2 separate regions of the Homo sapiens genome follow, and region 1 is linked to region 2. Evidence: chromatin loops called from intact Hi-C (ENCODE). Cell type or tissue: heart right ventricle. All regions are shown on one strand. Links, peaks and the distances in the headings refer to the core of each region. The heading gives the core; the rest is flanking DNA. Region 1 has its middle 53 kb from the start of MYOZ2. Region 2 holds the start of MYOZ2 (myozenin 2).

Region 1 (8,428 bases), core at 19-8,018, 55 kb after region 2:
TTAGTTAAAATATTAAGTGCTTGGAGAAGGGTTTCTTTCCCATTGCTGTTTCTAAGATGGCCTTTGTTATTTACTCTCTCTTTTATCCACTGCTTATTACTTTCCTGGAACTTATTATTTATTTGTTATTTTTATTATCTGTATTTCTTGCTACAAGCACCTCCATGAGGGCAGAAACCTTATCTACCTTTTCACCACTGTTACCCTTTTGACTAACAGAGTACCTGGCACAAAATATAAACATAATAAATATTTGTTGGAAGAACTAAAAGACTGAATGAAGTCTATTGTGGCAAAATTGGTTTGGAGATCAAGAAACCATAGCACTCTCAGTTTATTCATCTATTCGATAAGCATGTATTATGGACCTCCTATAAGTCATTCACGTATTCTTTAGGTGTTGAAAAATAAAAGGTGAGCAAGTCGTCATCTCTAACATTGACTAGAAATGAAGTGTTATGGAAATGCAGAGGAGGGAGTGACTAACTGCTTAAAGAATGAAATACTTTAATGAGTGATATTTGAGTTGCTTTTTAAATTTTATTTATTTATTTATTTATTTTTGAGACAGAATCTTGCTCTGTCACCCAGGCTGGAGTGCAGTGGCATGATCTTGGCTCACTACAACCTCTGCCTCCTGGGTTTGAGCAACTCTCTTGCCTCAGCCTCTTGAGTAGCTGGGATCACAGGTGTGCATCACCATGCCCAGCCAGTGTTTGTATTTTTGTTAGAGGCAGGGCTTCACCCTGTTGGCCAGGCTGGTCTTGAACTCCTGGCTTCATGTGATCCACCTGCCTCAGGCTCCCAAAGGGCTGGGATTACAGGTGTCAGCCACTGCACCTGGCCCTTGAGTTGCTTCTTGATGGATGAATAGGGTCACAAGCTGGGAAAAGAGAAGAATACTTTAGACAGAAGAGCATGCTCAAACATATAAAGAAGGAAACATAAACAGTAGGATTGGGGAAATAGATTGGCTGGTTGGAGTAGTGGTTCAAAGGGGAGCTGGGAAGATAGATAGATAGACTTGTGCTTGATAAGGCGGTACTGGGCTTTTCAGGAAGGAAAAGGAAACAATTTTGAGAGTTTAAGTGGTTCAACATTAACAGATCTAAGTTTCAGAAATATAATTATTATAGAAAAAAGAATAAAATTGGAGGCAGGGAGACATCGATGGGCTATTTTTATTTTTAAATTTTAAAAATATATTTAGAAGATACAGATGTCGTTTTGTTACGTGGATATATTACATAGCAATGAGATCTGGGCTTAACCCTCACCCAAATAGTGTACATTGTATCCAGCAAGTAATTTTTCATCCTTCACCTCTCACACACTCTCCCACCCTTCTGTCTCCAATGTCTATTATTCCACTCTTTATGTCCACGTGTACCTATTAGTTAGCTCCCACTTGGGAGTGAGAACATGCGGTATTTGACTTTCTGTTTCTGAGTTATTTCACTTAAGAGAATGGCCTCCAGTTCCAACCATTTACTGCAAAAGACAAAATTTCAGCCTTTTTTTATGGCTGATTAGTATTCATACACAGACACACACACACACACACATATTTGTATATATATTTCACATTTTCTTTATCTAATCATCTGTCGATGGACACTTAGGTTGATTCCTTATCTTTGCTATTATGAATAGTGCTGTGATAAACATACAGGTGCAGGTATCTTTTTGATATAATGATTTCTTTTCTTTTGAGTACATACCCCAGTAGCAGTATTGCTTGGTAGATTGAATGTTAGACCTATTTTTAGTTCTAGGAGAAATCTCCATGCTATTTTCCATAGACATTGTATTAATTTACATTCCCACCAACAGTGTATAAGCATTCCCTTTTCTCCACGTCCTCACCAACATCTGTTGTTTTTCGACTTTCTAATAATAGCCATTCTGACTGATGTAAGAGAGTATCTCATTGTGGTTTTAATTTGCATTTCTCTGATGATTAGTTATGCGGAGCATTTTTTGATATGCTTCATGGACATTTGTATGTCTTCTTTTGAAAAATGTCTGTTGAGATGTCCTTTCTCCACTTTTCGATGAGGTTATTTGTTTTGTTGTTGTTTGAGTTCCTTGTAGATTCCGGATATTAGTCCTTCCTTTGTCAGATGCATAGTTTACAAATATTTGCTCCCATTCTACACGTTGTCTGTTAACTCTGTTGATTATTTCTTTTGCTGTGCAGAAGTGTTTTAGTTTAATAGGTCTCATTTGTCTATTTTTTGTTTTGTTGCATTTGCTTTTGAGGTCTTAGTCATGAATTATTTACCTGGGCCAATGTGCAGAAGAGTTTTTCCTGTATTTTCTTCTGGTATTTTGAAGTTTCAGGTCTTACATTCAAGTCTTTAATCCATCTTGAGTTATTTTTTGTATATAATGAGAGACAGGGGTCCAGATGCCATTGTAATAGCTCAAGTGACAGATGATGAGGGCCTGGAGTTGAGTAGTAGTACAAGGAGTAGAGAAAAGTATTTCTGCACTCCACTGGGAGACCTTGGGTATGTGGTTCTAGCTAGATCTCCATTTCCTTTCTGTAAAATGAGTTTTGACTAGATAATGTCTGTGATTCCTTTCAGCATGATGATCTCTTACGTGCCTTAGAATTTTTCTTTTGCTATAAATGTATCTGTCTAGTTTCCCATACATGGGAAGAGATGTCATCTATATCTTTCTATCATGTATATATAGACAAGCATATATAGACTATGGAGAAAGATTCAAATTCAAATCCCATATGTACTAATTTCTAGTGGTATGACCCTGTCACTTATTTATGCATTCTGTGCCCCAGCTGCTTCATCTGTAAAATGGGGATAGCAGTACCAGCCTCAAAAAGCTAAGGAGACTAAATGAGACAACAGAGCTAAATTATTTAGTATAGGGTTTGTTAAATTGTGGGTGTCTATAAAGGTATCTATCATCACTGTCCTCATCACTATCATTGTTATCATCATCTCATCATCATCATTATCATCATCATAATCATCTTCACTCTTTCTACCTAGGAAAGTGCTTAACACCTAGAAAATACTTAATGCATTCCTGATGATTGATTGGATGAATGCAGTAAAAGAGAATAATAATTCAGGTAAATTATGCCAAATAAATCTCTACTTAAGCTTTTCCTTCGATTATTTGAATATGATTTTTGTTAATTATATGAAAATATATAACAACAGCTAAGTCTCCAGTGTAAATCTTCACCTTGCCATATTTAGGAAGCTTCATTTGGAATGACATATGTGATGAAATTAGAGTAGATCATAAGAACATGTGGAAGAATTGCCTGGGTTTTCTGACACATTTTCCAATTATTTCTGTTTGTTTTTGGAAATCCATAATGATTAAATTCTTGTAAATTTTTTTGTCATAGATTTTCACACATAATTAATTGAAAGATTTTTATATCATTCTTGGGCTTTTACTATTTGTGTGGGTATAACAGATGGGCAATTCTCAGATTACAGAGCTGCTTTTGTTAGAATGAGTTACTATTGTAGTCAACTCTGGCTTTTTCTGTTTTACTCTTTTAGAAGCACACGTTATTATACATCTTGCATTACTATGTTCTCCTTCATTTTATGTTTCTCCATTTTGGGAGAATTTCAGAACGATGATAATAATATAGTGCCACCTAAAATTATCCCCTCAATTGACAGTGACCTCACCTCTGTCTGTACAACAGGAAAGGAGGAGGGATGTTAACACAGGCCACGTCTGGAACAAGATTGGTTCAGGTCTATACATAAGTACCTTAAAAGCTTAAGATGGACTCTATAGTACAGCAACAGTAATGTTTGAAAATGGCATTGTGCCAAAGGTAGGATAATATTGCCATCTTAAATCTAGCAGATGTGAGTGAAAAAAGCTCTGCAATTAATTCTTTGAAGAAAGAACTCAACATTGAAAGGAAAGAGAACCTGTTCTCATTCTGCCTTTTAAAATTCCTCCTGAATTTCATTACATGGTCTGTTGTTTTCGTAGTCTGTGAGTTTTGAGGACTTACCAACGATATTCCTGTTTTAGTTCTAATCTTTAAAAAATAATTTTGATATCTAAGCATTTTTGTGGCATATTTAATTTTAAATATTTTTGAATCAGGATTCAAGATATTTAGCAAAGTCTTGGATTATCCTGCAGCAAAAGGAACTAATCATTCCCTTTTTTTTGAGACTACATGACTTGATCTGCCAAATGAAAATTTAAAAAAATACTTATTCTGTCAACTGGAAAATAAATGTTCCAAAGACTGTAACTACATCTCTGGCACTCATTGATGGCCTGGAGGAAGGTCGGGTCATCCCAGTGCTCACTAAGCCATCACTGTCTTCCCAGAAACTAAGGAAGCATGCTGCTGGAGGTCACCCAGCACCGCTGTCTATTCTCTACTCTGTTGAAAGAATTTTAAAGAGGTGGCAGCTGGCAGCGATAGTGTGTGTTTGAGATGGGGAGGATGATGAGATAAGAGGAAGAATCACAGTGTCAGAGAATGGTGGGCAGTAATGGGGAGGGAAGGAATGCTTTTGGAATATTCTGGTGTTGACTGATTTACTACAGAGTGTTCTTATGCCTGCCTTTCCAGGTGGAAAGATTGGACAGCCTGTGTGTTCTGCCTTCCTCTTGTCCTGCCCTTTCAAATCTATCTCCCTCAGTGCTGCCAGAATGAACTTCCTACAACACAGGCTTGATCATGCCAACTTCTTGTTTAAAATCCTTTAATGGCCCCATGGTTGCTCTATAGCAGGAAAAGGCAAAACTATAGCCAATGAGCCAAATTTGGTCAAACACTATTTTGTATGGATAGCAAATTACAAATGGTTTTTACGTTTTTAAGTGGTTAGAAAAAAAAAACAAGTATTCTATTCCATGACTTGTGCAAATAATATATAATTCCAATTTCAATGTCTATGAATAAAGTTTTATTGAGCCATGATCATTCACTTTTATATTGGACATGGTTACTTTGCACTATAAAGGCAGAGTTGAATTCAGACTCAAAGGTTCCTTAAGCCTAAAGTGTTTACAATCTGGCTCTTTACAGAAAAAGTTTACTCTGCCCTATGGGGAAAAAAATCCACTGCTTTCTGATTCTCACTTTATTATTCAAGACTAACAGAGAGCTGCCTGGAATATTCCAGCACTGTGCTGTTCCTTCTGTCTGGAATGGCCTGCCTCTAGGCTATTCTCACCCTCTACCAGTTACTACTCCTCAGCCTCTAAGACTCTGCCATAAATCCCTCCAGGAATCTGCTGTGAGAATCCTTCCACTCCTCATGCACCAATCTTTCCACATTAAAGTTTGGATTTTTTCTTTTATTCTTGCTGTGTTCTCATAATACTCTGTGTGTAATCCCATCATTGTTCTTCTCTCTTTACATTGTACCCTCCCTAGAACTGTCAGCTCCCTGGGGACAGAGGTCACATTTTATTCACTAGTGTACTCCTAACATCAAACACTGCATAAGCCAAGTAGGTAAATAATTGATGACTAACGTCAAAGATTCTTTGCTTGGCCAAACTTTAGTCAGGCTTCTGAGTCTTCTGCTAGGTCCATTTGTATACTTCCTTGTACAATCCAGTTTTAGCAAAGAATCCTGCTAAGTTAGTTTAGTAAGAACGCTTATCCTTGATATCTGGTCATACTTGGTATGAGCAGGTTCTTTATCTTCCATCATCCCCAAGGTGATGTCTGATCAAGAATCCCATTTAGTTGGTTTAGCCAGCATCCTCTTACTGCCCCTTGGCTATAAATTCCCACTTGCCTATGTTGTATTCATGGTTGAACCCATTCTCTCTCCCCACTGCACTTCCCCACTGCAATGGTCCCTATACCTATTGCAATGGTCCTGAATATTAAAGAATATTATGAAGTAATTTTTTCTTTAACAGTTATTGTGCTGTGACTCAGATAGGATTAGACTCATCATTGGACCCCCAGGACTCTCACCTAGGACACTGAATGTGTGCCTTTCCTTTGTCTTCTCTCTTGACTGACTGAGGATTCGCTGGTAACTCAGACTTCTGAACCATTGTTCCAGACAAACATTCCTTGAAGCTGGCAAGGACAGATGTTGATTCTAAAGGTATAAGTATACTTTTTGGGGCTGGGTTCCAGTCCCCAGGCTTCTTTTGAAAGGTATCTCTTGGGCTGGAAGCTCTTCTTCCTGCCTCCTTTTTGGGAGTGGGAATTATTCCCCAATTCCCTGGGCTAGAAATCTCTTCTTCCTGGCTTTCTTTTCCTGAGTGGGGATGATTCACTGACTATGAGCTGGAAGTCCTTTTCCTAGCTCTGTAAGACCTCTCTATTCTGTTTCCTCTGTCCTTTGTATTGGGTCTCATGGGAACTTCTCTGTCACCTGAAATCTCTCTTCTTGAACCTCTGCTGACAATCTGCTCTGCCAGCAATGTCTACTCCTGCTAGCACCTTTCCCTTCCCACCCCAGCTCCTTGGTCACTGGAACTTTAGGCACCCTACCCTCCACTGGGGACTCTCAAGGGATTCAGAGTTCCCTCAAAGGCAAGTACTTGAGGTTGAAAAGAGAATTTAAAAGGAACTATTGGGAAACTGGGAAAATGAAAAAAAATTAAATCCTTCTCCACAAATATTGGTAAAAAGCTTTAGCCCTTATTGAATAGGTAAGCTTGACTTGTGCCATTTTTGTCAGAAATACAATTTGGTTAAAAATATAGAGATAAACCAGTGAGTTTCTATTACTTTGTTTTACTGCTTCATGACTAAAATTTTTACATTTTTCAATTGATACATAATAATTGTACATATTTATGCAGTGCATGAGATTTTTTATGTTCTTTTTTTTAATTTTATTTCCTTATTATTATACTTTAAGTTTTAGGGTACATGTGCACAATGTGCAGTTTTGTTACATATGTATACATGTGCCATGTTGGTGTGCTGCACCCATTAACACGTCATTTAGCATTAGTTATATCTCCTAATGCTATCCCTCCCCACTCCCCCCACCCCACAACAGTCCCCAGAGTGTGATGTTCCCCTTCCTGTGTCCATGTGTTCTCATTGTTCAATTCCCACCTATGACTGAGAACATGCGGTGTTTGGTTTTTTGTCCTTGTGATATTTTACTGAGAATGATGATTTCCTGTTTCATCCATGTCCCTACAAAGGACATGAACTCATCATTTTTTATGGCTGCATAGTATTCCATGGTGTATATGTGCCACATTTTCTTAATCCAGTCTATCATTGTTGGACATTTGGGTTGGTTCCAAGTCTTTGCTATTGTGAATAGAGCCACAATAAACATACATGTGCATGTGTCTTTATAGCAGCATGATTTATAGTCCTTTGGGTATATACCCAGTAATGGGATGGCTGGGTCAAATGGTATTTCTAGTTGTAGATCCCTGAGGAATTGCCACACTGACTTCCACAATGGTTGAACTAGTTTACATTCCCACCAACAGTGTAAAAGTGTCCCTGTTTCTCCACATCCTCTCCAGCACCTGTTGTTTCCTGACTTTTTAATGATTGCCATTCTAACTGGTGTGAGATGGTATCTCATTGTGGTTTTGATTTGCATTTTTCTGATGGCCAGTGATGATGAGCATTTTTTCATGTGTTTTTTGGCTGCATAAATGTCTTCTTTTGAGAAGTGTCTGTTCATACCCTTCGCCCACTTTTTGATGGGGTTGTTTGTTTTTTTCTTGTAAATTTGTTTGAGTTCATTGTAGATTCTGGATATTAGCCCTTTGTCCGATGAGTAGATTGCGAAAATTTTCTCCCATTTTGTAGGTTGCCTGTTCACTCTGATGGTAGTTTCTTTTGCTGTGCAGAAGCTCTTTAGTTTAGTTAGATCCCATTTGTCAATTTTGGCTTTTGTTGCCATTGCTTTTGGTGTTTTAGACATGAAGTCCTTGCCCATGCCTATGTCCTGAATGGTAATGCCTAGGTTTTCTTCTAGGGTTTTTATGGTTTTAGGTCTAACATGTAAGTCTTTACCCCATCTTGCATTAATTTTCGTATAAGGTGTAAGGAAGGGATCTAGTTTCAGCTTTCTACATATGGCTAGCCAGTTTTCCCAGCAACATTTATTAAATAGGGAATCCTTTTCCCATTGCTTGTTTTTCTCAGGTTTGTCAAAGATCAGATAGTTGTAGATAAGCGGCATTATTTCTGAGGGCTCTGTTCTGTTCCATTGATCTATATCTCTGTTTTAGTACCAGTACCATGTTGTTTTAGTTACTGCAGCCTTGTAGTATAGTTTGAAGTCAGGTAGCATGATGCCTCCAGCTTTGTTCTTTTGTCTTAGGATTGACTTGGTGATGCGGGCTCTTTTTTGGTTCTATATGAACTTTAAAGTAGTTTTTCCCAATTCTGTGAAGAAAGTCATTGGTAGCTTGATGCGGATGGCATTGAATCTATAAATTACCTTGG
Region 2 (17,234 bases), core at 3,550-11,549:
AATCATGATCCATAAAAGGAATAATTGATAAACTGGACATCATCAAAATGAAAAACTTTTGCTCTGAGACAGACCCTACTAAGAGGATGAAAAGACAAGCTACAGAATGGGAAACAATATTTTCAAAACATGTAACCTTGAAAACAGTCTAGCATAAATACAGAACTATCAAAATTCACTATTAAAAAAGCAAACAATCCAATTAGAATGTGGGCCAAAACATGAAGAGGCATTTCAACTGAAGAAGATATACAGATGGCAAATAAGCATTTGAAAAGATGGTAAACATCATCAGTCACTAGGGAAATGCAAATTAAAATCACAATGATATATCACTATACACCTATCAGAATGTCTTTAATGAAAAATGATGACAGCACCATTTGCTGGTGAGGATGTGGAGAAACTGGGTCACTCATACATAGCTGCTGAAGATATAAAATGGTACAGACACTCTAGAAAACAATTTAATAAATTCTGTTATAAACTGAATGCAGAACTACCCTGCAATACTGGACATTTATCCCAGTGAAATGAAAACTTGTGTTCTTGAAAAATCATATACCCAAATGTTCATAGCATCTTCCTTCTTGATAATCAAAAACTGAAAACAACCCAGATGTACTTCAATGGGTAAACTATTAAAAACACTGTGGTCCATCCACAGCATGGTATTCAGCAACAAAAGGGAACAAATCATTGAGAACAAGACCCGGGTGAATCTCTAGAGAATTACACTGAATGAAAAAGCCATTCCCAAAAGGTTATATGCTGTATGATTCCATTTGTATATCATTCTTGAAATTACAGAAAAATTATAGAAATGGAGAGCAGAATAGTGATTGGTCAGGGTTTAAGGAGAGATGGGGCCTAGAGAGAAGTGGGTATGGCTATGAAAGGGCAACATGAGGGACCCTTATGGGAATGGAAATATTATGTCTCTTGACTGTATCAATGTCAATATTCTGGTTGTGATATTGTACTATAGTTTTGCTCGATGTTACCACTGGGAAAGGGCACATGGGATAGCCCTGTATTACATCTTAACAACTGCAGGTGAAACTATGATTATCTAAAAAAAACTCAAAATAAAAAATTTAATTAAGAGCTATCAAGCCATGAAAAGACATGAAGGATTCTTAAATGTATATTTCTAAGTAAAAGAAGCCAGTCGGAAAAATCTACTTACTGTATGATTCCAGCTATTTGACATTCTGGAAAAGACAAAACTAGAAGGTAGCATAAAGATCAGTAGTTGCCAGGGACTTGGAAGGAGGTAGAGAGAGACGGATGAATAAGTGGAGCATAGAGGATTTTTAGGGCCGAGAAACTATCCTGTGTGATGCTGTAATGGCAGATATACGACACTGCATTTGTGAAAGCCCGTAGAACTGCGTAACACAAAGAGTGAATCCTAATGTAAACTATGGACTTTAGTTAATGCTGTGGTTTGAATGTCTGTCCTTTCCAAAGCTCATGTTGAAATTTAATTGCCAGGCCAGGCGCGGTGGCTCACGCCTATAATCCCAGCACTTTGGGAGGCCCAGGTGGGCAGATCATGAGGTCAGGAGTTCGAGACCAGCCTGGCCAATGTGGTGAAACCGCATCTCTACTAAAAATACAAAAATTAGCCATGTGTGGTGGTGTGCACCTGTAATCCCAGCTACTCGGGAGGCTGAAGCAGGAGAATCGCTTGAACCTGGGAGGCAGAGGTTGCAGTGAGCTGAGATCAGGCCACTGCACTCCAGCCTAGGTGACAGAGCAAGACTCCATCTCAAAAAAAAAAAGAAAAAAGAAAGAAAGAAATTTAATTGCCATTGTAACAGTATTAAGAGCTCAGACCTTTAAAAGGTAATTAAGCCATGAGTACCCCACCCTCATGGGTGGGATTTGTGACCTTATAAAAAGATGAATTCAGCCCCCTTTTCTCTCTTGTCCTCTGCCATTTGATGACTCAGCAAAAAGACCCTCCCTTGATGCTGGCACCTTAATATTGGACTCCCTGGCCTCTGGAACCATGAACAATGTCTTTCATTATAAACTACCCAATCTCAGGTATTCTGTTATAGCAGCACAAAATGGAGTGCAACAGTTATCAATATTGGTTCATCAGTTGTTACAAATACACACTGATGCAAGATGCTAATAATAGAGGAAACAGCAGCGGGGAAGAAGTTTATACAGCAACTCATCGTACTTTCTCCCTCACTTTCCTGCAAGTCTAAAACTCTAAAAAATAAAGTCTATTATTAAAATGTTTAAAAATTTTTATACTTCTTCCTAATGCAATGCAGAACAGCTTTGTCTGGCTCTCTAGTATCCCCAAACAAAACAAAGCAAAATGCTGCACTTCACAGTCCCCAGGAATGGTAGAAATAGCCTATGGAAAAGGCATAAGAAAAACAGAGCAGAGTACATGAGGGTATTTTGCAACAATTTCCCGGGAGTTGCTCGTCAGCTTTGCTGAGTTCTACAGGGAATATTCACCCTTGCTTATTTGCAAGTGTTTGGAGTCTCTGTCACTATGTGTTTGGACCATGGAAGGATGAGCAAGTTTATTTTTTAGTGTGTCTATGAATATCCCTCAACATACTAGACAATGTGATGGGGATGCGATATTTCAACTTTTTGATTCTGGATTCAAAATAGCAAGTTCAATTTAGATTATAAAAGATAGAAGAGACGTTACGCTCTTGAGGTTATTTATATCCATTGTAACTGTATAGGGAAAATATGTAATGTTCTACTACTGCATATCTGTTTCCAGCTCTGCATTTAGTGCTTCCATGGTGGTAGCTTGAATTTGGCCATGGTGGAAGCATTTATACCACAGAAATTTGCAAATTCTACAAATCAAAACATCCCTACTGCTGCCCCATTCAAGAAGCAATTGTTAAATATATAATAGCATACTAATGGGCACATCCATCAGTGTCAGGGATGTATTGCATAAACAAATAAAACACACAAACAAAATTTTCCAAGGTTTTCTTCCCTTCCCTTCCCTTCTAATAGTTAAATTTATGATGTCACTGGAGCAAGGGTTTCAGAACCATTTGTGAGTTAAGGAATCTAATGCATGATCACTCTCATTACTTAAACTTTCAGAGTCAAGAACGCTGTCAGCTGAGCACACAGATTCTAAGTTCAGCTGTTGCCTGCCCTTCGCTGCAAACCCTTGCACAGGTTCTTAACGGTGTGTTTAATCTTGATGCTTGATAAATGATATGTTTTATTTAGAATACATATCCTTGCCTTCATGGCTTAGAAGGTTGTCTTTGTGGCATTAGATCATCTATTAAAAATAAGGCCGGGCATGGTGGTTCATGCCTGTAATCCCAGCACTTTGGGAGGCTGAGGCAGGTGGATCACCTGAGGTCAGGAGTTTGAGATCAGCCCTGCCAACATGGCAAAATGTCTCTACTAAAAAAATACAAAAATTAGCCAAGCGTAGTGGCAGGCACCTGTAATTCCAGCTACTCGGGAGGCTGAGGCAGGAGAATCACTTGAACTCAGGAAGTGGAGGTTGCAGTGAGCGGAGATTGCACCACTGCACTCCAGCCTGGGCAACAGAGCAAGACTCCATCTCAAAAAAAAGAAAGAAAGAAAGAAAGAAAATAATATGGTTAGGTGTACTTTCTTATTGGTGTCATTTATACTGAGAACTTCAGTTAGATGAGTTAATCTAATCCATAGTTTGCAAAGACACTCACTTACAAATAATTGTAGTACGACAAAAGACCTTTTGAAACTGTTCTACCATGATTGGCAACTGCAATTACTAGAGGGTAGCTAGCTGAAGCTTATTTGCTTTAGGGTGGGCTTATTGATTATCTGCATTTGCACAGAACTCTTCCTCCTGTCCCTGGACAGTTGGCCTATGTAATTGAATAATAGTCCATAAAATATGTTCTTCTATAAAGTAACATGTATGTACATATTACATATAACATGTAAGATCATAGTCCAGACTGTGATTTTGGATAATGCCTTAAAACTCCAATTGATAAAAAGTTCTGTGATAATTATCTCTACATAAAAAAGTTGATTTTGAATACCATCTGTGATTCTTTATTTTCTTATTTCATATGTCTCTGTCTTGATTTGAGTTCTAAGGCTATTTTATAAAGTTTTCAAAAATTTGTCATTAATAAAAATATTATTTAAAAACTGTATAAATCTATAAACATTCAAAAAATGACATTACCAATGTATTGAATTATACAAACAGAATAATCTAGTTCTGTTTATAGGATGTATGTCTAAAACATATTTGAGTGAAAAAGCCTTCAAAGAAAGTTAGGATGATGGAATAACATAGCTAGAATTGAACTCTGCAATTTCAACTTCAGTGTAAAATACAATTTAGCCTAGTTCTCTTGTACTCATTTTCTGGAGTGCCTTATTAGGGGTTAGATGCTCAGAAAACTTATGAATTCACAAGATATGACTGCACACCAGTTTTCAAAATAAAACATGCAAACCTTTCTAGCTCTTATTTTTCTTGGGGCTATGAGAATGCTAATGTGAAAATTAAAACAAACCACAGAAAATTACCAAACTTGTACACTGAATCATTAAGTTCTTCTTCTATAAACTTTATATATTTGATAGGAGGTATGAAAGGCCTTTTTGGCATCTTCATTTTGATTTTGAAGATTTGATTAGTTACAGTTTAAGATACACTCCTACAAGAGAAGTAAAAGCGGTCTTCATGTAATCTTTCATCTGAAATTCTAGACTTTGTACTTTTTCAAGGAGTCCTTGCAATTTATGTCAATATTATCATTTCCTTTGTTACTGATAGAGAAACTCAAACACACTGATGTTTGGTTTCTGCACATAGCTCAGTAAATTAGAATCATGGAATTTTATAATTAGATGTATCAGCAAATCCAGCCTTCCTCATTTTCTGTGTGAAATCTGATGTCTCGTCTGGAACCCAGGACCCCTGGTACCACATTAACAACAGCACTCCATTTAGAACCTGGGCTTCCTGTTTTTAGACCACAAAGCTAAGCTCTCTTCCTGAAGTTAAAAAAACAACCTGCCCAGTTCTCTTCAGTGTGCTGGGGAAAGCTGTTGCCCAGTCATGAGGAGAAAAAAACAAACAAACAAAAAACGTACCAAAAAAAGCCCTCCTGGAACCCAGGTGAGAGGACTGTAGGGTGACTGAAGCTTACTTAGGAGGCACTGTGGTCTTCTCTATTTATGAAGCTCTTATTCTAAACTGTCAGCAATATCCATGCTTAAAGTCAGGGAACATCATACTCCCAGTTCTTCTTATGGTTTTTAAAATTCCAATTCCTTTCCCCCAGCATTTCTAAACAGATGCCAGTTTCTCTAGAGTGCCTCTCCTTATTTCATTCTGATTGCCCCATCTCTTTATCAGTTTAATACTTCCTATCCTTTTATCCTTTCCTACCTCTCTCTCTTCATTCAGTCTTCAAGTTTCACATGAGATACTGAACAAGAGAAAAATATGATTAATACTGGAAAATATGTACAGATTTAGGGGTAAATTGCACAAGGCTCATGGGTGGGGACTATCAGAGGCCATCTTTTCTTGTCTCCACAACTAATTCATGCATAGATAATGGCAAATTATCTTTTGTCTTTTACAATAGCACTTGTTAGATGGTAACAACTGTGGCTGAGATACTTTTATATAAAGCACAGAGGTTTGTCTCACAAGAGTAACCAGGACAGCTTTACCATTAGCTCTGCTTCCGGCCAAGGTGATGATGATGGTAATCATAACTATGATATAATGAGGAAGGTAAATCTAAAAGCAGGCAGCCTGCATGTTTGGGATGCTTTTTATTAGTCAATTGTTGGGAGTGTAGTATATTTGCTTCTAGTACATAATTTGAAACCAAATCACAATGGATTCAAAATGAGCAACAATTTGGGGTTGTGATTAGTGGAGGCTGGGAGTTATCCACCTCTCACTCATTCTATGCAGTTAGCATTATAATCTATATGAAGAGAATTTTTTAATAATTCTTTGAGGTTATCACTCCTGATGGAATGAGGGCTCTGATGTAAAACTCCCCATTTCTGGTTCTTATATTTTTCTAGTGATTTATCTCAAAGACTCACCGGCTGCAATCTCTTTCCCCTACAAGAATGGGATTGAATTTCCACCTCATGTTAAGAGGACAACAAGTGATTTAGCCAACTCATTGTCACATTTTATACTCCTCCAAGCTAAATGTTTTGGTAAGTAGTAATAAAAATTAAATGAGTTATGAGGCTGAAAAAAAATTCTGATGCACAAGGGGAAAGGAGAGAAGGCAGGAGAAGGGGATTTCGACTGGAACATCCTTTTCAATTTATCTTTATAAAGGACAATCCAGGCAAAATTTGATTTATTTAGTCTTACAATTAAGATCAAAGCAGTTGCATGTTTTATCTTAAATTATCCAGATTTTTACTCCTGTAAAATGTTTGAAAGTTTGGAGGATCATTCCCAAAAAAGTTTCTCTGAAGTCCATTTTATTATGCATCCTGAGAAAAAATTATACTCCCCTAGCTCCAGATCTCTAAACATCATGCTATACACAAATAGTAAAGTTCCATATAAAATGTCAGAGGAAATAAGAGAAGAAAAATATTTGAGCGGTTTCATAAAGTACTGAAGTTATTTCATCTGGGATGAGCTTGGAAAGAGTCTGATTATCCCCATGTTATCTGAAATACTTGACATTCCAACAAAGACAGAGCATGTGACTCCTCTTAAGGGAGCTGGTACTCATCCAGTGACATGGGAGGGAGGGCTTCAGCTGACTTTACGTGGCTAGGATTTACTGGTGGTGAGATAGTGGTTTTGAGGGTTTCCCCCACTTTGATATATAATTGTGTGTTTTCTCCCACATATTTTTTATAAAAACAATAGTTATGTTTATAAAAAAAAGGAAAAAAAACTTCTTACCCTTATAGATCTATGTCAGAGCTAACAGTAGATTCCAACACATGATTTAGGCTAGAATACATTAAATGGACTGACTGTTTTATGATTAGGATGTCATTAGAAAATAATAACATGAAAGGTCTATTTTAAGGTAAACAATTTTGTCACAAACTCCAGTGATCATCTGATTTTTGCCACATTGATCAGAAAAGCTAAAAAATAATTTCAAGTAAACTACTTGAATCTGGAAACACAAAGATGCATGAAATTTTAAATAAGGCATGAATTTTGGAACTTTGGATTGGTATGAATTCAGTTCTGGTATCTGACTCAGAATTATTCTCATTTTATTCCAAGCTAATTTGACATTACAGTAAAACATGAGAACCAAGTTGAATCCAGTACAGTGGTTCTGTATTGCAGAAAATAGAAAACAACAACGGACCTCTTAGTTATGATTACATTGCGTGGGGAGCATCTAAAAGTCTTTGATTCTGTTCCTCTTGCTTTATGGAAGGTGTAATATGAAAACATTATGCTCAATACTCTTCCCGGGTCTCAAGCTTCTAGGTCTCAATATTGTAGTGGTGAAAGGCTGCATTCCTTGTCAATACAGGGGAAATAAGGAGGCATTCTGAAAATGCCACTAATATATCTGGAATGGCTCAAATCAGCTCCTAAGAGGACCTGAATATTTTTCTTAACATTTAAAACTGATGCTATACGTTGCTTATAAACAAAGTTGAATTTCCTTTATAAGAATCAAAATGCAAGTTATAAAGCATTGCTTTCTCAAGTTAGTTGCTAGAATTTAAAGAAAAGGAGAGAGTGAAATATTACCTTGCACGTAATATATATTAAAATTTTTTTGAGTCATATGCTTTGAGACTACAATAACTTTATATTTTCTCAGAAGTTACAAATAAAAGTAGACTTTGCACACAAAATATGTTAGTAAATCAATTAACAAATATGAAGGGTTAAATAAATAAGCAATAGAAATGGAGTTAAATAATAAGCAATAAATATGAATTCCAACTTAATAGCTTGATAAAAAAGATGATAGAACTTATTTTGAGTGATTTATATAATGTAAGGTAAAAGAAATCAAGCTAAACCATGTGGGATGGACAATAAAGACAAGATTGTATGAGACTTGTCCAGAAAAAAAAAAGAATCGAGAGTGATCTTAACTTATAATGTGGAAGGCAAGCCAAGCAGAATGTACATCAGCTGTCAGATTGCTTCATGCCTTTTACAGCAGTTGTTCCTCTGAAAATAGCTTCCAAATGAGAAAGGATGACTACAAAAGGATTAGTTACCATAGGCTTTTCTACACCCCCTAGAGCTCCAGGTTTGTTATGACAGAACAGCAAGAATCTAAAGGAAGTAAACTATGGAATATTAAACAACGTCAGGATGGAGCCACATTCATGCTGTGCTATATTAATGCTACGAAGGATTTTTATTGATACCATTTCCATGGACTTCCTTCATGATGGCTGTTGCTTGCTGTTTTCTCTGCTTCATCATAGTATTATGTGATAGCATGGTTTTTTTGTTCCCTGTTAAAAACAAAGGGACATTATTGAGGCAATGTGAAGAACTCATTTGGAGTGTCTTATAATCACTGTTTTGAAAGACAACATCTTTGTTCTTTATTAAAAAGTTATTATCGCTTGCTACTGAAAGACTTCAATACGCATTCCTTATCTGGTGACAGAGTATGTTATTCATTGACAGGCAATGTCACAGTGAACAGAGACCCAGTCTGGACATTAATACAATGATCATCAGGCAGTGAGAAACAATGAAATTGCTGGTCTCCTTTCCCCTCCCTCTCTTTTCTCCACAGTATTTTAGTCTGTCATTGTCTCCTCACTGGCCTTCATTTGTACCAGCATCACACTCCATCAATTCCAGCAAACTGTAAGAATGAAGAAGACACTAGACTAAACCAGAATTCTTTGGTGGTAGCATTTTAATATTGGCAACAGCTGCCCTTTAAAGCAGAGAATGCCCATTTATGAGTCACAACTCTGAATATCCTTGGACAACTGACTAATGAAACATTTTAGGAAACAACATACTCACCTTGCTGTTAGATTGTGCTTTTTCAGCGGGGATGAATCCCAGTTTGTGGAGGAAGACTCTGGAGATGGACTATGGATGGCACTTGGGCCTGATGGTTTTTATCCTTGAACCTGGGACAGCATGGTCCCTACTCTGACTCAAACTGGGGACTGAGCTTTTCTGAAGAGACTGGCATTCAGCTGACATCAACTGGCTATATATAGCACCAAATACTTTAGCTACTCATATCTTCCTGGCGAAAGGGAGGAACAGGGAAAGATTAGGCTCTCTCCATTGTGTTTCTAGTTTGTGAGATGGTTAAATGAAACGTTCATTGGACATGCAGAAAGTTTTTAGTGAGCACTTTCTGTTGAACAGATAGTAGCCAAAAGGGATTTTAAACACTTTTAAACATCTAGCTCTTATGTTACATGTTAATTGAGGTGGCAAGAGACACATGCATGAATCAGAACAGAATGATAGATTTTTCATAATTAAAATGAACAATATAGGCAGTAATATCTATGTAGACTCAAGAAGAAAGGAAGTAATGTGGGGTGGATCAATAGAGCCAGTTCTTAAGCTGTAGTGAGAACTCATGCTAGGTTGAGAAAAGTATGTAGTATTTGAATAGTGAACTCAGGAAGCATTTTGAAATGAACCATTAGAGGATAAGCCATGAAGCTGGGTAAAAGCTGAGACTCATAACTGGGTCATGCTTTTTGAAGGGCCTACAGAGACCAGTCCCTGCAAAGTTGACCAGTCTTTACAATGTCTAGGGTCAAGGATTTTCATTTGCAGGCCTGACAAGATTTGAAAGGTTTGCCTGTCAAAAGGTTTGGCCTCCTTGATGGTCCCTGGACACAAAAACGTGCTCTCATCTCTGGGCTTTTCCTTTTACTGTTTCCCCCTTTCCTTTTACTATTTCCCCCTTTCCCTGGTTGAAATGGTGTCCTCAACAGATAATCATTATGTTAATTTTGGTTTCCAAAATGAAAATAGATACTGTATTCCTTTTACTATTTCCCCCTTCCATACTTTCCCTCTACTCACATGGCACAGTCATGCATTCAGGACTCTGCTCAGATAACAATCCCTCATAAAATCCTTCCCTTATCACCTTGTCTAAAATATCACACTGTGCCACTCTCTAGTCCCTTACTCTGCTTCATTTTCTTTATATTTTTCTATTAGTTAAGATAAAAGTCAAATGGGAGTGACAGAAACCCCCCCAAAACAGAACTGTAAAAAGATGGAAGATGTTTCTCTCACAGGTAAGCTTAGTCTAGAAGTAAGTAATTGAGGGTTTGCATGACTGACATAATTATCAAGGGCTCAGTTACCCTCTAACTTTTTGCTCCACTATCCCTAAAATGCAGACCCCTTGGGCCTAATTGGCTGCCCCAGCTCCAGTCAGCATGCATATATTTCAACCAGCAGGAAAAAGAAAAAAAAATGAGAAGGGAACACTGTCTTCTTTTCAGAACATGTCTGATATTTTGTTCATACTTCTGTTTACATCCCATTGGGCAGAACTTAGCCATATAGCCGTACATAACTCAAGAAAGGTTGGGAAGTGTAGCTTCTATTCTAGGTGGTCATGAGCCCAATTAAAATTCATACATAACTTACTAACAAAGAAATAATTGTTGCTGAGTGACAACTCAGTTTTTTCACTAAGAACATGCCAACATTATTCTATCTATCTATCTATCTATCTATCTATCTATCTATCTATCTATCTATCTATCTAGCAAAAGTTTATGTTATGTACAATTCTAAAGGTTGAAATGGCGTCCTCAACAGTTTTACTAGCACCTGTAATCCCAGCTACTCTGAAGGCTGGGGTGGGAAGATTGCTTGAGTCCAGGAGGTAGAGGTTGCATCTATTTATGTGATATCTCTTTTTTCTACTAAACTATGAATCCTATAATGGCTTGGGCTTTGTATCTTCAGCAGTTGGAATTGTATCTGGCATATGGTAAGCACTCAATATTCATTGAATGAATGAATAAATGAGTAGGTTGGAGATTAACTGCAGAATGCATTAAAGGTTTGGCATGAGTTTGGAATTCAAATGAACAGTCGCTTGAATGTACAAAGGTGGTGGCTATTTGTGGGAGGAATTGTATTTTATAAGATTGAAATCGGTTATACATTTTGGTGCCTGATCATAGGATTGAAAGTTTAAGGTTGTAAATCACAGCACTTTGGGAGGCCAAGGTGGGTGGATCGCTTGAGCCCAGGAGTTTGAGACCAGCCTAGGCCAGCTAGCAAAACTCTGCCTCTACCAAAAAAGCAAAAACAAAAACAAAAAACCCAAAAATTAGCCAGGTGAGTGGCATGCACCTATAATCTCAGCTACTCCAAAGGCTGGGGTGGGAAGATTGCTTGAGTCCAGGAGGTAGAGTTTGCAGTAATCCATGATCAAGCCACCGCACTCCAGCCCGGGCAAGACCAGACCTTGTTTAAAAAAAAAAAAAAAGAGAAAGCTAAAGGTTGTAGATAGCAGGTTTAAGCTAATCTAGCTAACCTATTGCAATTGTTTCTAAACAAACCATTTGCATTGAAAGTATAATTAGGTATCAAATGAGAAACAATTTTGCCAAAGCAAATAAATTTAAATTCCCTCTCAAAATCCCTTGAGTGCCCGTATGTTCCTGGCTGTAGCCTTTACCATAGTATGCTATTAGACAAGTCTTTTAAACTCTGTTTTCTCATCTGTAAAATGGTGATTACAGTATCTATCACATAAAGTCATGGACATTTTACATGGGACAATTTAGAAATTCCTTATACTTAGTAAAAATTTAATAAATGATTTTTTTCCTTTTGCTATTATTATTTCTGCAATATGGTAGGATTTAGAATTTTAGAGTAATCAACTGCATTATTCAGTTAAAAAAACCAAAGATTAAGAGAGTTCTGGTTTTCCTATTTGATCATCTTCATATGTTTCCAACTTTATGTTACATACAGTTCTAAAGGTTGAAATGGTGTCCTCAACAGATAATCATTGTTATATTAATTTTGGTTTCCAAAATGAAAATAGATACTGTATTTTAAAAGATTGTAAAAGTTTTAGTGAATATAAGGTCTTACACCTTTTTGTCTATTTTTCAAATAGATTGTACTTAAAATTCTCTTGCCTTATTTTATAAGTTCATTCTGGTCTCTGAGTTATTATCTGTTCTGAAAAAGAAGAAAGAACAAGTCACTGATGTTGCAGTCTTAAGATGGGATATGCTATCCATGTGCTTCACAGCACAAATGGTGAACTTTAAACAGAACTTTAATGGTTATTTACAAAGCATTTTCAGGTGGTCCATACTGAAAGCCAATGCCTTTTAATTTTAAATCAAGTCACAGTTAATCGATTTCTATTTCATCTGCACAGAGATCTGGTACTAGACAAAATTAAAATTCAGCCCAAATTCGTCATACTGAGATCATCGTTTGTCCTCAGCTCACACCCTCCCACCCCATGACCACACACACACACTATAGACTAGAAAAGGATGTCTCCTACCCCCAGAGACTCGATTCCTACCCTTGCCCTACTACTCATTCCTTCCCTTGAAGCTTCTCCTTCACCCCAGTTTAAGCAGAGTAGTACTTTATCTTTCTTTCAAGGCCCGAAGTATTTTAAAATAACTGGTGCTAAAGACAGAAGATACAATCTTTTCTTACAGGCAAAATAATAGGATTCTAATGGCAGAAACTTGTGCCTTAGGAGGCTAGTGAGAAAGAAGTTTTTGACAGAGATTTTCAACACCTCTATAACCAAACTATTTCCACTGCCGGGGCTGGCCACAGTTGCATTTCCAACTCCTTCACCACTTGCCAAAAGAGAAAAAAAGATTAAATAAAGTGACTTTTATTGCTATATTGCTACCTAACAAAAATCCACATCATGAGGACTCATGAAAGGCAACCTTATTCAGCCAGTGGTAAACATGAGCACTTTAGCCAACTGGTAAACAAAGTCTACATCGACCTTCCTCTAATTGAGCACTTGTTTTTTAATTCTGTGTTTCTCTTGTCCCATTGACAGTCTATATTAGGTGGCTGTGGGCAGTTAGAGATTAGGGGAGGATTGGGGAGGTAGGCAGAATGTGGGAACTCACCGTTTGCTAGGTGGGCAGACAAAACATTGCCATTATTGAGGCTCGGCTCTGGACTGAGGCACACATAACCCAAACAGGACAGCTGCCAGACCAGTGTTGAGTGACCAGTCTGAGGGGACAATCAGTTCTTTACCAGCCTTCAGGGCCTCAGTTACAGTGCTAACTCTGGGAGGAAGGAATCTGTTTGAAAATATAACAAAGGTGGTGTAAACAACTCACCTTTGGTGAGATTGTCTATGGAAGCATGGCCTTCGGTTTGTGCAAAATACTCTGTGCTTCATTCTTGATGCATAATTGGCCTGCTGTGTCTTCCATGGTTTCTATTTTCCTACACTGAGGAGGATCCAGCCTATAACTGACCTCCTTAGCAGGCCATAGCAAGGGCAGAATAGGAATAGGCATTGACGGGGTAATCATTCTACCAGCTAATGTGGGACAGCACAAAAAAGACAGATGAGTTTTCAACTGGTCTCATTACCATAAAGGCCTAAGGGTAACAAGAGTGTTAAGAGGAAAAATTCCAACCACTATTCAGTTAATGTTTGCTAGGCACGGTTAGCCCTGTTTTACAGATAAGAAAACTGAAGTTCTGAGAGAGTAAGTAAAACCCCCAAAGCGTCATACTTGTATGTTACAGAGACGGAATTACAAATTGGTTCTGTCTGATCTGAAGGCTTTTGTTTTTTTCACCATATTGTGCAGACATCTCTGTTTCCTTCATCTTCTCTAAATACCTCTGCATTGATATCTATATAACAAAAATGAAGCAGAGTTGAGAATTGTCAGAAAATTCTCCTTACTAATTTCCTCTGGAATTTAACATCCTAATATTAGGTTTATTTGGGGTGAGGTGCTTTTTACTTATAATATTTGTGGCTCTTTTCCAACTCATGTTTTTCTTGTTTGCAAACTTCTAGAGTTCCTCATGATGTCTATTCTCAGGGTGCTTTCCTTTCCTTCAGCTGTGCAAATACTAAAGTGATTAAAATGCCTAACATAAACAAATGGAAGCCATTTGCTGTGCAGACCTCTCCTTCCTTTCCTGGCCCATGTACCACACCATCACAAACACACTTACCACCTTCACTGCCAACAATGAGAATTAAATCTAACTCCATCCAAATAATTTGTTCATATGAAAGCCCCATGTTATACCTGTCTTTCTTTGTAAATTTATTTCTTTTACCGAAGTATTTCCTTCTAAGCTCTTAAATCGAGCCTTAAGATAAGCTGGGAAGAAGAAGGGATAAGCAGAGGCTGATGACCAGCTTGTCGAGGACATGAGCTAATGTAATAGGGTTGGGAACTTGGAAAGAAAGTTTCAAATACAGGAATATTAAGAAACAAGCTGCCAAAGCAAACCGCAAGTCACTTTTTTCCTTTGCTTGCATAATCCCAACACTTATCCAGAACTTTGTCACATTTCCTTTCACAATTAGAGCCAGGCTATAGTTTTCCTATATAGTACAGATTCAAAATACTGAAACTTTTTAAGTTTTCTCACCTGCAAGAAAATCTCGTCCTTCTCTTACATACAAATTTAGCATGACCTAATTAAGTTAAAAAGTTCAATAAAGAAAACATGAAGCTGTTTGTTCAAAAAAGAGTATATACAGGCCAGGCGCGGTGGCTCACGCCTGTAATCCCAGTACTTTGGGAGGCCGAGATGGGCGGATCACGAGGTCAGGAGATTGAGACCATCGTGGCTAACACGATGAAACCCCGTCTCTACTGAAAATACAAAAAAATTATCCGGGCATGGTGGCGGGCGCCTGTAATTCCAGCAGCTACTCGGGAGGCTGAGGCAGGAGAATGGCGTGAACCCGGGAGGCGGAGCTTGCAGTGAGCCAAGATTGCGCCACTGCACTCCAGCCTGGGCGACAGAGCAAGACTCCGTCTCCAAAAAAACAAAAAACAGAAAACAAACAAACAAAAACGTATATACAGCTGGGTGCAGTGGCTCACACCTGTAATCCCAACACTTTGGGAGGCTGAGGAGGGTGGATCATTTGAGGTCAGGAGTTTAAGACCAGCCTGACCAACATGGTGAAACCCTGTCTCCACTAAAATACCAAAATTAGCTGGTCATGGTGGTGGGTGCCATAATCTTAGCTACCCGGGAGGCTGAGGCAGGAGAATCGCTTGAACCCAGGAGTCCGAGGTTGCAGTGAGCCAAGATTGCACCACAGCACTCTAGCCTAGGTGACACAGTGAGACTCCCTCTCAAAAAAATAAAAATAAAAAAGAGTATATAGTCAAGAAATTTAGTGACAGAGCCTAGATCTCACAGCAATGTATCACATGCCAGAGCATCTGCAGCATGACTATAAAAGACGAACAAGCACATTATTAACAGTCCAAGGCTGTTGCATTGCTTAGTACTTATCATAATGCCTGGTATATATTGAGTAACAAATGTTAGCCATTATTGTTATTAGCATGAAAAACTTTAACTTTCATATAAAATTATGAAAAGATGTTATCAAAATATGTAAAGTCACTGTATTAGTCTATTCTCATGCTGCTGATAAAGACATACCAGAGACTGGGTAATTTATAAAGAAAAAGAGGTTTAACGGACTCACAGTTCCACGTGGCTGGGGAGACCTCACACTCATGGTAGAAGAGCAAGGGATGTCTTACATGGTGGCAGGTAAGAGAGAATGGGAGCCACACAGAAGGGGAAGCCTCTTATAAAATCATTAGATCTCATGAGATTTATTCACTACCATGAGAACAGTATGGGGGAAGCTGTCCCCATGATTCAATTATTTCCACCGGGTCCCTCCCACAACACATGGGAATTATGGGAGCTACAATTCAAGATGAGATTTGGGTGGGGACACAGCCAAACAATATCAGTCACCTTAAATAAAAATGGCTTAAACCCCATTTGCAGATGAGGCAGTGAGAGATTAAGTCACATGTTAAAGGTCACACACAGAGAAAAAATAGAATGGTTCCTTAACTGAGAAAGATATTGATGTAACTTGATTTGTGATATTATTAATATAAATAAAGCTTGTGTAGCTCAGAGGAGAGATTGCTGAGAAATAAGGCACCCAGCAATAAACAGTGAAGAACCTGGAATATTTGATAAGCGTATACTAATATGGACATGATATATTGATGAATTAGAACCTGATATCATTTACAAAATATGAGTTGTATAAATCTCTTTATTCTAATTTTATGCTTACCATCCAAACTTCCACTAATCCATTGGTTTTCCATGTAGTTTGCTAGAATCCAAATCCACCTGCTTTTTCTCATTAAAGTATGCTGCAATTTGAGAGTAAAACATTCAGCGCCTAGTAAGTTTGTTGAATAAATGAATGAATGAATAAGAAAAAGAAAGACACTGGAACAGAAACGGAAGAGCAAAGTTCAAAAGAAAAGAGAATTTTTAGGCACTGCCAAGATCTGCACAAAAGTCACAGAGAAAGACACATGAGAAAAGGTCACTTGATTTGGCAAGAAGTAGGTCATCGGCAGAATTTAGAGACACTTCTGTAATGTGGTGGTAACAGAATCCAAATAGAAGGGATTTAAGATAAGAATGAGTGGATGGGAAGTGCATGCGGCAAATGGCAACTATGTATTTGAAAGGACTGGCTGTGAACTGAGGAGAGAGAGAGAGTTCAATTTCTAGAAGGGAAAGCAAGTTCTACAAGCATATGTGAGTTTGTGTGTGTGTGTGTATGTGTGTGTGTGTTTCAGAAGCAGAAACTTGAACATACTTAGAGATAAAAGAGAAACAAACACTGGTGTATAAAACAGTAATAATTCTGACGATGCGAGATTTGGGGTAGTTCACTTCCAAGGCTATGATGGTTGATTAGTGGAGAGAACCAGTGCTCTAATGTTTTATTCTTTAGTAGATGGAGTCACTTTGTAACCCCAGTGTTTAAAATAGTTCTGGCATATGGTAGGCATGTGGCAATATTTGTTGGATAATGCAGCATAACGCTTGGCATATAGCAGGAATGCAATGTATATTAGTTTTTTCTCTCACTCTTGGCTCAATCATCCATTCTTCATTCTTATCACCTGATTCCCTGATCTGCAGTGGTAGGGCAAGAAGGGATGGTGGTTTTGAGACCTTTAGCTCCGTTATTTTA

Evidence for each region. A loop is a pair of places that touch in the nucleus more often than their neighbours do. Peaks named below come from ENCODE experiments on the same cell type or tissue, not always from the same donor. Only the 100,000 strongest peaks of a DNase experiment are listed, where the experiment ranks them.
Region 1: a loop joins it to region 2, with 2.0 times the contacts of the local background. A loop is called at or near these places in 6 of 110 quality-filtered maps.

What each region holds. Positions count from the first base shown.
Region 1 is chr4:119,078,199-119,086,626 of GRCh38, reverse strand. No RefSeq gene overlaps it. Among named protein-coding and RNA genes, the nearest start is that of MYOZ2, 53 kb to the left of the region's middle. In heart right ventricle, for the core only: no CTCF peak of the experiment used is centred there; a DNase peak (open chromatin) is centred at 4,409; H3K27ac peaks cover 2,091 bases.
Region 2 is chr4:119,127,756-119,144,989 of GRCh38, reverse strand. MYOZ2 (myozenin 2) reads right to left here and starts at 9,158. Exons shown (of 6, transcript NM_016599.5): 1 at 9,008-9,158; 2 at 8,389-8,478. The coding sequence starts at 8,464. It overlaps LOC102723967 (a long non-coding RNA gene), which reads right to left. Exons shown (of 3, transcript XR_001741422.1): 3 at 11,436-12,178. It overlaps LOC105377395 (a long non-coding RNA gene), which reads left to right and starts at 16,388. Exons shown (of 5, transcript XR_007058251.1): 1 at 16,388-16,792. In heart right ventricle, for the core only: a CTCF peak has its summit at 8,274; no DNase peak of the experiment used is centred there; H3K4me3 peaks cover 5,640 bases; H3K27ac peaks cover 7,851 bases.